2 separate regions of the Homo sapiens genome follow, and region 2 is linked to region 1. Evidence: chromatin loops called from intact Hi-C (ENCODE). Cell type or tissue: heart left ventricle. All regions are shown on one strand. Each heading gives the region's core, and the rest is flanking DNA. Links, peaks and the distances in the headings are about the cores only. Region 1 has its middle 120 kb from the start of MIR4689. Region 2 overlaps LINC01134 (long intergenic non-protein coding RNA 1134).

What was found. Peaks named below come from ENCODE experiments on the same cell type or tissue, not always from the same donor. Only the 100,000 strongest peaks of a DNase experiment are listed, where the experiment ranks them.
Region 2: a loop joins it to region 1, with 9 times the contacts of the local background. A loop is called at or near these places in 33 of 110 quality-filtered maps.

Annotation. Positions count from the first base shown.
Region 1 is chr1:5,742,785-5,748,148 of GRCh38, reverse strand. No RefSeq gene overlaps it. Among named protein-coding and RNA genes, the nearest start is that of MIR4689, 120 kb to the left of the region's middle. RefSeq lists enhancers at 1,555-2,351, 5,014-5,364. In heart left ventricle, for the core only: a CTCF peak has its summit at 2,158 (motif pointing right); a DNase peak (open chromatin) is centred at 2,178; H3K27me3 peaks cover 2,920 bases.
Region 2 is chr1:3,912,287-3,917,650 of GRCh38, reverse strand. LINC01134 (long intergenic non-protein coding RNA 1134) reads right to left here. Exons shown (of 4, transcript NR_024455.1): 3 at 3,361-3,959; 4 at 2,204-3,256. Among named protein-coding and RNA genes, the nearest start is that of LINC01134, 15 kb to the right of the region's middle. In heart left ventricle, for the core only: no CTCF peak of the experiment used is centred there; a DNase peak (open chromatin) is centred at 2,837; H3K27me3 peaks cover 3,063 bases.

The DNA.
Region 1 (5,364 bases), core at 46-5,045:
GGAGTAACTGTTGAGCGCTGTGCTAGGCGCTGTGCTGAGCACTTGATGTCACACAGCCCCGCTTCGTTCCCCAACAGCCCTGCCAGGGAAGAGCTGCTACCGAGCCCATTTTACATGTGGGGAAAGGGAGGCCAGAGGTAAGGAACCTGCCCAAAGTGGTACGACTTGTAGACAGCAGGGCTAGGTTTACTCCAGGCTCTTCTGACTCCAACGCCCATTTGCTTCCCTCCTCCCTCTCCCTTTCTCCCTCCCTTCCTTTCTCCCTCCTGCCTCCCTCCCCTTTCCCTTCTCCCTCCTCCCTCCCTCCTCCCTCCCTCCATTCCTCCCTCCCTTCCTCCCTCTTTCTCCTTTCTCTCTCCCTCCCTCCTTCCTTCCCTCCCTCCCTCCTCCCTTTCTCCCTCCCTTCCTTTCTCCCTCCTCCATCTCCTTCTTCCTCCTCTCTTTCTCCCTCTCTCTCCCTCTCCTTCCTCCCTCTCCTCCTCCCTCCCTCTCCTCCCTCCCTCTCTTCCTCCCTCCCTCTGCTCCTCCCTTCCTCTCCTCCTCCCTCCCTCCCTTTTGTCCTCTTTCCCTCCTACCGTTCTTCCTCCCTCCCTTTCTGCCCTCCTCCCTCCTCCCCCCTCCTTCCTCCCTTCCTGCTGTCAGTCTATTGCACAGCCTTCTCTGCACTTGCTTGGAGAAGAGGCTCTGCCTTGGCACTTCCAGGCCTGCATAGGGGCTTGAAGCTTTCTGAGCCCCAGAGCCTTTGGTTCTTCTTTCTCTGTGCCCCCTGGATTGCACACAGGCCAGTGAGAGGGGACAGGCTGTGTCAGGTTACCTGACTTCTCTGTTAGGGATGTGAGAAGGGGCAGAGGGAGCCCTTGGTCCCCATCCAATTCACTGGGTCACTGAGTGCTGCTTCCTAAAGGCAGGCCCGTGGCAGAGGTGGCCCTGGCTCCTCACATCTGGGTAAGGGAGTGGCCTCCTCAGATGTCTCTGGTCTCCTCAGAGTTCCCTGCTGATGTTACCCCATGTGGTCTTAGAACCCTGTGGAAGATCATGGCCCATGGCTTCCTCCAGCAGGGGCCTTGGCCCCACACTGGAACTACTCAGCCCCAGCACCAGGTGGGCAGCGTGGTCCTGCTGAGCCCTGCACAGATCCACCCCGAGCTCCTCTGCTGGCTCAGGTCTGGGCTGCCGCTCAGGGAGGCAGAGGAGCAAGCCGGCTGCTGCACCTGGTGTGCTCCTGACCGGCAGCTTGGCAGGTGCGGTCCTCACCCCGCTTCTGTGCTCTGACTTTCCCGGGAAGGCGGGTCACAGTGCACACCGCTGCCTCACCATTTCAACTGTTAGTCCCCTTATTTGGAATGACAGTGACTTGCATATTTGAGGAGCTCAAGAGGGGGAAGTTTAATAAGATGCCAACAGAGTAAATGCCAGTTGCTTAAAAAAAAAGGCAATTTAAATTGTTTAGTGGATACACGTTTGGGAAGCCTGGGAAGCCTGGGAAGCCCACTTGCTGCTGCCGTCGTGGTGGGGTCTGCTCCGTGCCTGTCCAATGGCTGCTGATCAGCGGCTGCAGGCTGTTTGCTCCCAGAAATCATGCAACAGACAAAGCCGGAGGTCCTGGCACTTGGTGCGATGTTGGCTCCCCGGGGAGCCACGCTCAGACAGCACCGGCACAGACGTCATGATTGAGACCAGGGCTCAGGGTCCAGGGTCCAAGGTCCAGGTGCTGCCATCAGTGGCCTGGGGGCTGTGAATGGGATGGCAGAGCCCTTCCAGGTCTAGGACCTGGCCAGGGACCCAGTCCAGGTCAGCGTCCCTTGTCTGCAGTGCCGATTGGCTGGGCTCTGGGCAGGACAGTCCTCATTCACTTGCTTGTCGTTGGTGGCAGGACTGTCATGGCCAGAGGATCCCTGGTGCTAACTGGCCTCCCCTGTCAGCTGCTGCCTGAGCAGAAAAGGGAGCAACTACAGGGCAGCCTTTCCCGGAGCCCCCTCTTCCCTTCTGAGCGCCTGCAAAAGGTGCTGGGTGCTGGCCACGCTGCCCTGCCTGCCTGGCTCTGGCCCCCCCCAGAACCCTTCGCAGGGGCTCTCCCAAGCATGGGGAGCTCCTGGACCAGCGCCCTCCTCCTTAGGGTCTGGGAGTTAAGTCCACGTCTTGGTGCCATGCCCCATGGCTGCCACCAGGGGTCAGCAGGCCCATGGCGGGTTGCAGGGTGGATGCTGTGGCCGGAGGAGCGGCAGGGACGGGAGTTCTGAGGGGTAAAGCTGGCAGCAACCTGGACGCAGGCATTGGCTGGTGTCTTGGAGGTCAACCCTGGCCAGGCCCTCTGGCTGGCTGAGCTGTGGTCTTTAGCCACTGGGGGCATAGGGGGTGTCAGCTGCCTTGGAAGAGCTACAGGGGTCCCAGTTGCTGACGCTGGTGCCTTCTGGGGGACCCCAGGCAAAGCTCAGTGCTCATGACCGTCATGACCAAGGTGGCGTTCGGAGTCATTCCAAGCAGTCTTTAAATCCTGTGTGGCCTTGGGCCACTTCCTTTACCTCTCTGAGCCTCAGAGAACTTTCCATCTGCAAAATGGGAGAAATGATCAAAGGGCTGTTGGAAGGATCCAACGAAATAACACATGCAAAGAACTTAGCACAGGCTGGCGTGACACGGTCACGCAATAAACCGTACAATTGTCATTACTGTCATCAATAGAGTTTTCAGGGGGATCGTCCTGTCTGTCATCGTCTTCTCCAGGATGCTCCTGCTGGTTTTTAATGTTTCTAATCTCCTGTTGATTATTCTTGGGGTTTCAGCCAAATAAGTACTGCCAATTAAAGCTCTTGCTGTAGCTCCGGGTGGGGTTGCCATGGCAACGGGAGCAGAGCTTTCACTTCTTCCTTGGAATACACACACACGTGTGTGAGTCTTTTTGTGGGTTTCTGCCCGTGTGTCTAGCTGTTACCAGAACTCCCTGCCGCGGAGCCGGAGGTGGCAGGTGGGAAGAGAGAGGGAGGAAAGTGGGGCATGGGGTGGCATGTGGGGGCCCCTCCTCCTGCACGGAGCCCCCTTCAGCCTGGGAAGCCTTTGCCTGGGATGCTGCAGCCAGCGTTATGAGGGAACGAACGTGGGTTTCCCCGTGCAAACTTGCTCTGCCCCCGCAATGGCCTCAGGGGCCCTGTCCAGCCTGGTTGGCAGGATGAGGCTGTGCTGGGTGACGGACAGCCCTGCCTGAGTCTTCAGAGCGTCACAGATGTGTGTGTGCCTGTGTGTTGTCTCTGTGTGTATCTGTGTGTGTGTCTCTCTGTGTTCCTGTGTGTCTGTCTGTGTGTCTGTATGTCTTTTTCTGTGTATCTGTGTATGTGTCGTGCTTGTGTGTGTCTGTGTGTATTTCTGTGTGTGTCTGTGTGTTTGTGTGTATCTGTGTCGCTTTCTCAGTTTGTGTGTCTTTTCCTGTGTGTGTCTGTGTGTCTCTTTGTGTGTACGTGTGTGTGTCTCTGTGCCAGTGACTCTGTATCTGTGAGCGTGCGTGTGTGTTGGGGGCTTGAGTTGGTCATCAAAGCTGAATCTCAGACAGGCTACAGGATTCTAAACTCAGCTCAGGCCTGGGGTTAATTGAGGTCCAGGGAGGGGCTGAGCTGGAAGCAGAGCTGGGGGCTCACTCTGACCTCTGGCTTCTCTGAATTCCAGATGCAGTCAGCATCAGGCCTACCCCCGTGTCAGCACTGGGAGCTCCTGGAAGGAGGGCCGGCTCTTGGATGTGGGGATTGGCTGGGACTTTTTTCAGTTGAAAGGGTCAAAGTAGCGTGAGTAAAATTAAATAAATACATGGAAGAAAGAAAGAGAGAAAGGAAGGAAGGGAGGGAGGAAGGAAGGAAGGGAGGGAGGGAAGAAGGAAGGGAGGGAGGGAGGAAGGGAGGGAGGGAGGGAGGAAGGGAGGGAGGGAGGGAAGAAGGAAGGGAGGGAGGGAGGGAAGAAGGAAGGGAGGGAGGGAGGAAGGGAGGGAGGGAGGAAGGGAGGGAGGGAGGGAAGAAGGAAGGGAGGGAGGGAAGAAGGAAGGGAGGGAGGGAGGAAGGGAGGGAGGGAGGGAAGAATAAAGAAAGAAAAAGAAAGAAAAAAAGAACACCCCCCCAGGTGCACATGGAGACTCTGCGCTGGGGCCCAGTTACCCAGGGTCGAGGCCCAGCCAGCTTCACTCAGAGCTGGATCTGGGCTCTGTGAGCGTGGCAGGCCCGACTTTCTCCAGAAAAGTGTTTGGAGCCCTGTGGCTGGGCTGGAGCTGGATGTCTTCTGTAAAGGGGCAGAGCTTCTTGCTGGTAGTGTGGACACAGCAGATCTCATGGAAGGGTGGGACCAGCCTTGCTGGGGTCCAGCACCCAGGCCTGGGCCACCTCAGGGCTTGGGGACGGTGGTCGTTGGCTGGGTCCAGGTCTCCTTTCCCCAGGGCTAGGGTGGGTAGCAAAAATGGATGCACAGTGCCTAGGACCACATGGGCAGGGAGACGGGGAGGCTGCCCCAGGACCCTGCATCCACACCTGGGGGACGGGCTTGCCTTTGCTGCTAGGCGAGGAATGCCTCCCTGAACAGAGCTTCATGTTCTGCACCCGTGATGTGATCCGCAATGTGCAGGGGCTGACGAAGGGGCTGTCGGCTGGGCTCTCTGTGAGCCTGTGATCTCCTCACCACCCCTGCACCTCTGCACTGAGGGGAGGCAGCAAGAGAGGGGAGCTCATCTGGAGGAGTCAGTGCCAGCTTTGAGAAGCCTCAGCCCCTTCTAGACACCTGGCTCCTCAAGCCCCCTCCATGGGGAGGGGATGAGCAGGTCCTGTCCTTCCCAGGAAGCAGTGTCCTTGGATTTGGAGGGCAGGAGCCTTGGAGGGAGGTGCCAGCCTGCCTTGAGTTGGCTGAGGAGGGGGCAGCCCCTCCAGGGGTCATGCGATGGGCTAGGCAGAGCATAGCTTCCAACTGCTATAGCCAGACTTGCTTGGAAATGCCGCGGGTGCTGAGGGCTCTGAGGGGCCACAGGCAGCCCACGTGGCCAGTGGTCCCTCCCTCTCAGTTGTGATTCCACGTTCAGGGACTGTGTCTTCTTCGCTGCTGACGTCACAGAGCCAGCCCGGCTGGGTGGTTGGTGAAGGCCAGGAGCCTGGCTGATGGGGCCGTGGTGGGCATCCTGCTGTGAGCGGGGACGTCAGGGCTGCACAGCCAGGGGCGCTGGGAAAGGGACCCTGACATCTCTCAAGAGGGGAGAGGGGTCCTCAGCGGCTGGTGGTTGTGGCCAGTTTACACCTTGCTGAAGATAAGCCACCTAGATGTGACTGAGGGACTGAGGTGGCGCTGTGGGGAGAAGGGGACTGGGTCACTGCTCCTGCACTCGGGGAAGTCACACTACCCAGC
Region 2 (5,364 bases), core at 158-5,157, 1.8 Mb after region 1:
TGCAATCAGGTTTGTGCCGCTGTTTACCTGCAGAGCTGAGCTTAAAACTGGAACTCAGTAAGAAAGAATTTAAAATGCTGCCAATTAAACTTTAACACAATGCTTTCTTATTATCTATAATTTTATTTTAAAATGTGTTATGCTTTGGGAGGCCAACGTGGGAGGATCATTTGAGCCCAGGAGCTCAAGGCTGCAGTGAGCTGGGATTGCACTGCTGCACCCCAGCCTGGGCTACAGAGCAAGACCCTGTCTCTTAAAAAAAAAAAAAATTACTTAAAAAATTTTTATAGACTTAGAAGGCCTTGGTTTTTCTTTTCTTTTCTTTTCTTTTTTTTTTGGCATCCTAATTTCTCTCATTATACACACAGAAAAGAGGAAAACATAAGTAAAATAAGTCTCTGTTGTTTCTTTTTTTTTTCTTTTTTGAGACAAAGAGTCTCGCTCTGTTGCCCAGGCTGGAGTGCAGTGGCGCACTCTTGGCTCACTGCAACCTCTGCCTCCCAGGTTCAAGCAATTCTCCTGCCTCAGCCTCCCGAGTAACTGGGATTACAGACACATGCCGCCACGCCCAGCTAATTTTTGTATTTTTAGTAGAGACGGGGTTTCACCATGTTGGCCAGGCTGACCTCCAGTGATCCACCTGCCTCGGCTTCCCTCCCAAAGTGCTGGGATTACAGGTGTGAGCCACCGTACCCAGCCAATCTCTGTTATTTCTGAATGTCCTCACCATCAGAGCCCCCTTCACCTGAGCATCTCTGACTTAGAGTGCCAATGTCCGTGAGCCCCTACGCAGCATCACCCTCTGGGTCGTCGTCGGGAGCCATGAGATGGGGCACTCCTGCTAAGAGGGGCCCACTGCTGTGTCTTCCAAGCTGCTGATGCCCACTCCAAGTATGAATGCTGGTATCTTCTAGAGCAAGTTGAGGGAGGGTTTTCTGCAACAACAAGAACCCCTACTCCTTCCTCAGTTGGTCCGTACGTGGTTTGTGGACTGGGGTGTTGAGGCTGCAGTTATCCACACGGCACCAGGAATAACCACCAAGTTCATACGCGATTAGAGATTTCATATGCTGAGATTGTTTTTTTAATTCACATGTGAGCAGACAACGGCAACTGCAGCCCGGATGCCACACTTGCTGTCAGATGCATCCCAATTCAGAGACGCTGGGGTGGGAAAGGGTACGTGTCAGATTCTATGAAACAGATCAGAACGCGCACCCCGCTCTGGAGTTTGCAGAGCACTTACTCATTCATTAACTATCTCATTCGATTTCAAACACATCAATGAAAAGTATTTTTATCTGTACTTTACTGTAGGGATCGGAGATCCGGAAGCTATGTATTCCCTGGCCACATAGCTACTGCGTGGCAGGGCCCAGATCCAAGCCCAAGCTTTCTGCCTCCAGAGCCGACATTCTGTTTAAAAATCAGGGAAATACCAAAGTGGAGGAGAGAAAGTTGGCGGCTTTAAAATGTGATATTAAAAACTATCTGTTGTCAAGGTCTTGAGGGGACCCAAATAACATCACCCTTCTTCCCACCCGAGTTCTGGACCGAATAAGAAACAAGACAAATGCGTCTGCAGATGGAGAACCAAAGTCTCTGTTGTCACGGGTGAGGCAAGGCAGGCCATGCAGCTCTGCAGGAGAGCCAGGTGGGCTCCTGCCCCACAGCAGACCAGTTGGAGGCTGAACTGGCAGGACAGACACACTCACCACCCGCTGCCCCACCCCGATCCAGCCGAGAGGGGACGAGGAAGAGATGGGATGCCTTCAGCACACAGCCTGGCGTATTTTGCCTGAATCCACCTGGCAAGGGTGGACCATGGGCTGTCACCCACCAGGAAGTTCTCTCTGCCACCGAGGGGAGGGAGGGAGGGCCAGGGGCCACAGTGTCCCAGGTGGGTGTCCTTCACTGGGAGGGAACATCAGGAGTGCACAGTAAACACCCCACCCAACCCCACACGGTTCCTCTTGGTTCTAGGGCTATCAGAAGGCTTCATCTCGGGAGAGCTGCTCTCCTGTTTGGTGGGAACCCCGCCCGTGGCCTTAGGATGACACGGAGATGATGCCCAGAGCCTGCTGTGAACTCAGGGAGGCTGAGACAGAGGAGCTCAGCTGCTCTGTACAGCGATCATCATGTGGCCCAGTCCAGATTCACTCAAGAAAGCAGTCAGTCACTCTACGGATTTCAGGAAAGGGGGTTCCATATGAGAATGAAGGTTTTTATAACTGTGGGGGTGGCTAGGGGAGGGAGGTCTGGAGTGGGGGTGGTCACTAACTCGTCCACCTGAAGCCTGGGAGCAGGGGGGAAACCAGAGCTTTGGGGGAGTCCCAGGAACTGAGGCCACCTATGTCCAGCCCCCCACACTTCACTGGGCACTGGTGCTAGGGAGGCTCAGCGGAGCCACTGGGCCTGCTACAGCCACAGCATCAACAAAGCTATGGGGTGTGACCATCCTCACGGTGGACACCAGGACCTCCCACACATCCCCGCTCCGCTTGTCCTCCCCCAAACCTCACACGCGTTCAGCCTCTGCCACCCCAACCCCCATCCCAGCAAGGTAGGTTCTGGGACATGTGGCCTCCAGCCGTGGCAGGGATGGCGAGTTGACCGAAGACACTCCAGCCCTCTGGCTGCAGTGACAGACGCAGGTGCCCGAATGTTCAGGAGAGAGGGCCGCTCCAGCTGCAGGAACTGGGAGGGGTCGCTGGCTGGGAGTGCGGACAGAAATCCCCTTGAGGGCCCCAGGTGGAGGAGGGACCCACGACTGCGCAGAATGGCAGGAATCAAGGTTCCTCTTAAATCTCTTCCCTTTCTGGGGTGTTTAGGAGTCCAGGGTGGCCATCGCAGAGCCAGGTAGGGTGTTGGGAGCGCCGAGGGAGGACACTGACATGGCCGCCTGGAGCAGGGCCGAGGGCCACAGCCGGGGCTGCCCTGGGGAAACGGTAAGCCTCTCAGGGGTCAGACAAAGGAGGAGGATGGGAGTCCCAGAGGACAGGCGCGGGGTGCATGTTAGGTTTTCCTGGGGATAGCAAGGCCATGGTGACACAGCCGTCACTGACATGGTCCAAGAACCCAAACATTCCAGCAAACAGCGAGGTCAACACCCGCGCTCAGCCGCATTCCTGGATGTCACCATGAAGGGCCCAGCCAAGTCCACAGGGGCGCTCTCGAGCCCTCGGTGGCTGCAGGGGCCATAGGTCTTGGCTGGTTCTCGTGTCCTGCAGCATCCCCGCACAGACCCCTGGCTTTCCTGCCGGAGACAATTTCACATCAGGATGCTGAGAGCCGCAGCCCTGCCCTAGCACTGCCAGCCCCTCCTTCAGCCTCAGTGTGGTCTCAGGTGCGGGGACCAACCTCGCTGTGCATTTGCTGTTCATGTCCATCTCCCCAGTGAGGCTCCGGCCCTCACGAGGCATCCAGGCAGCTGCATTCACTGCTGTGACTCCCAGAGTCTACCTCAATATCGGCACATAATAGATGCTCAATAAAAACTGGATGAACAAGCTGGGAGTGGCGGCTCACGCCTGTAATCCCAGCACTTTGGGAGGCCGAGGCAGGCGGATCACTTGAGGTCAGGAGTTTGAGACCAGCCTGGCCACGCGGTGAAACCCCATCTCAACCGAAAATATAAAAAAGTAGCCAGGCATGGTGGCACACGCTTATAATCCCAGCTACTTGGAAGGCTGAGGCAGGAGAACCCGGGAGGTGGAGGTTGCAGGGAGCTGAGATCGTGCCACTGCACTCCAGCGTGAGCAACAGAGTGAGACTCCAACTCAAAAAAAAAAAAAAACTTGATGATCAGATGGATGATCAATACTTCAAGTGGTTTCTAGCTCAAACCTGTCCAGTCAAGGCCCAAAACGAGAACCTCCTGGCTTCATTAAAATTAGGTTTGCCTAATGGCAACATTAGCCAAACCTAATGTTGATACAATTTTACTTTCAGGCCTTTCCCTAAATGGAAAAAAAAAAAAAAAAGGTATTATCATCTGTCAGTGTCTTTCAAATGCTTGGAAGACAGAGGGCGACCTGTGGACCTGGGCTTGGCCTGCCTGGGCGTCCCTGGGAGGAGGCGTGTCCGCCAGGTCTCCAGGAAGGGGAGGGGATTACAGCACCCCCTGTGTCCAGAGGACCCCCAGAAAGCACATCCAGCCACCCTCCATCCACATCGACCCAGTGGCCTCACCCAGACACCAACAGGCCGTGTCCTTTTAAGGTACCAGTTCGACTGGGCCTGGGGGCTTGAAGGTCAGAGGTCAGGGGTCAGTACAGTTGAGGCCAGATGGGAGACTGTGTCAAACTCCAGAGAGATGGGGTGACCCTCTCACTGCCTCCCGTAGCCCCCAGGCTGCTTCCCACAGAGCAGGGTCCACCTGCGGTCACCGAGCCCCCAGTGCGGAACGATTGCAGAGGCTTCAGCAGAAGGCCACCAGGGTCTGGTCGCCAGACAAACCCACTCCTGGTGAGGTCAGAGGCAGGTTCAAGGAGGAGGCCTGAGGCAGGAACAGAAATGTCGACCAGGGTGTCAGAGGGGGGCAGCACCGAAACCCGCGTCTGCCTCCAAGAGCAAGAGGCTCAGCCTCTCTCTGCCCGGGTCTCTCCTTCAGCCTCATGCAGCTCCCGCAGAAACACAACAGAAGCAGCCAGCTGGCATGTGGCCTGCACATCTCGGGGGCTCAGCATGTGGCATGGCTGTGATTGTGAGGTGGCCTTGGTGCGGCCACGTGTGAGGGTGACCTGCACCTAGGCTGGCTGAGGCTCCGCTCTCAGGAGATGAGGCTGCAGACAGGCAGTCTGCTTGAGGGGAGCCCAAGTGCCAGCCCAGGGTGGTGGGCCCCTCAGCCAGCCCAGGGCAGGCCAGGGTTGCACGACCCTGGAAGCCACGGCTCCGTTCCTGTGGGCTTGGCTGTACCTACTCGATGCCAGGTCCCAGCAGCACAAGGTAGCAGCTCCCTGGACACGGGACGACCACGCCTGGATCTGTGTTTGCGCTGGCTGTGAGGACCCAGCGACCTGTCTGACCCCATAGCCAGGAGCTGGCCCTGGGGAGAGCAGTGCCTTCAGGACGGCGCTCCTAGGCCTCACTTTGTTTAGGATCCGCTCGCCGCCAGACCTTCAGGGTGCAGTCTCTCCTCACAGGTCCTGTGGCGTCGCAGCCACTGAAAACCGTAGCCCCGTCAGGCTCAGGAGGGGCAGGAGGAGCTGGCACCCACGAGGGGTTCACTCTGCTCCTGGTGACAGGCACTGGCGCTCTCCGGACCGCGGTGCTGTGCCTGCCGGGTAGATCTGCTGGGTGGACCTAACGGCCGGCACCAGTTTAATTCCCACTCCCCTTCCTTGCCCCGAAGACTTGGGATAA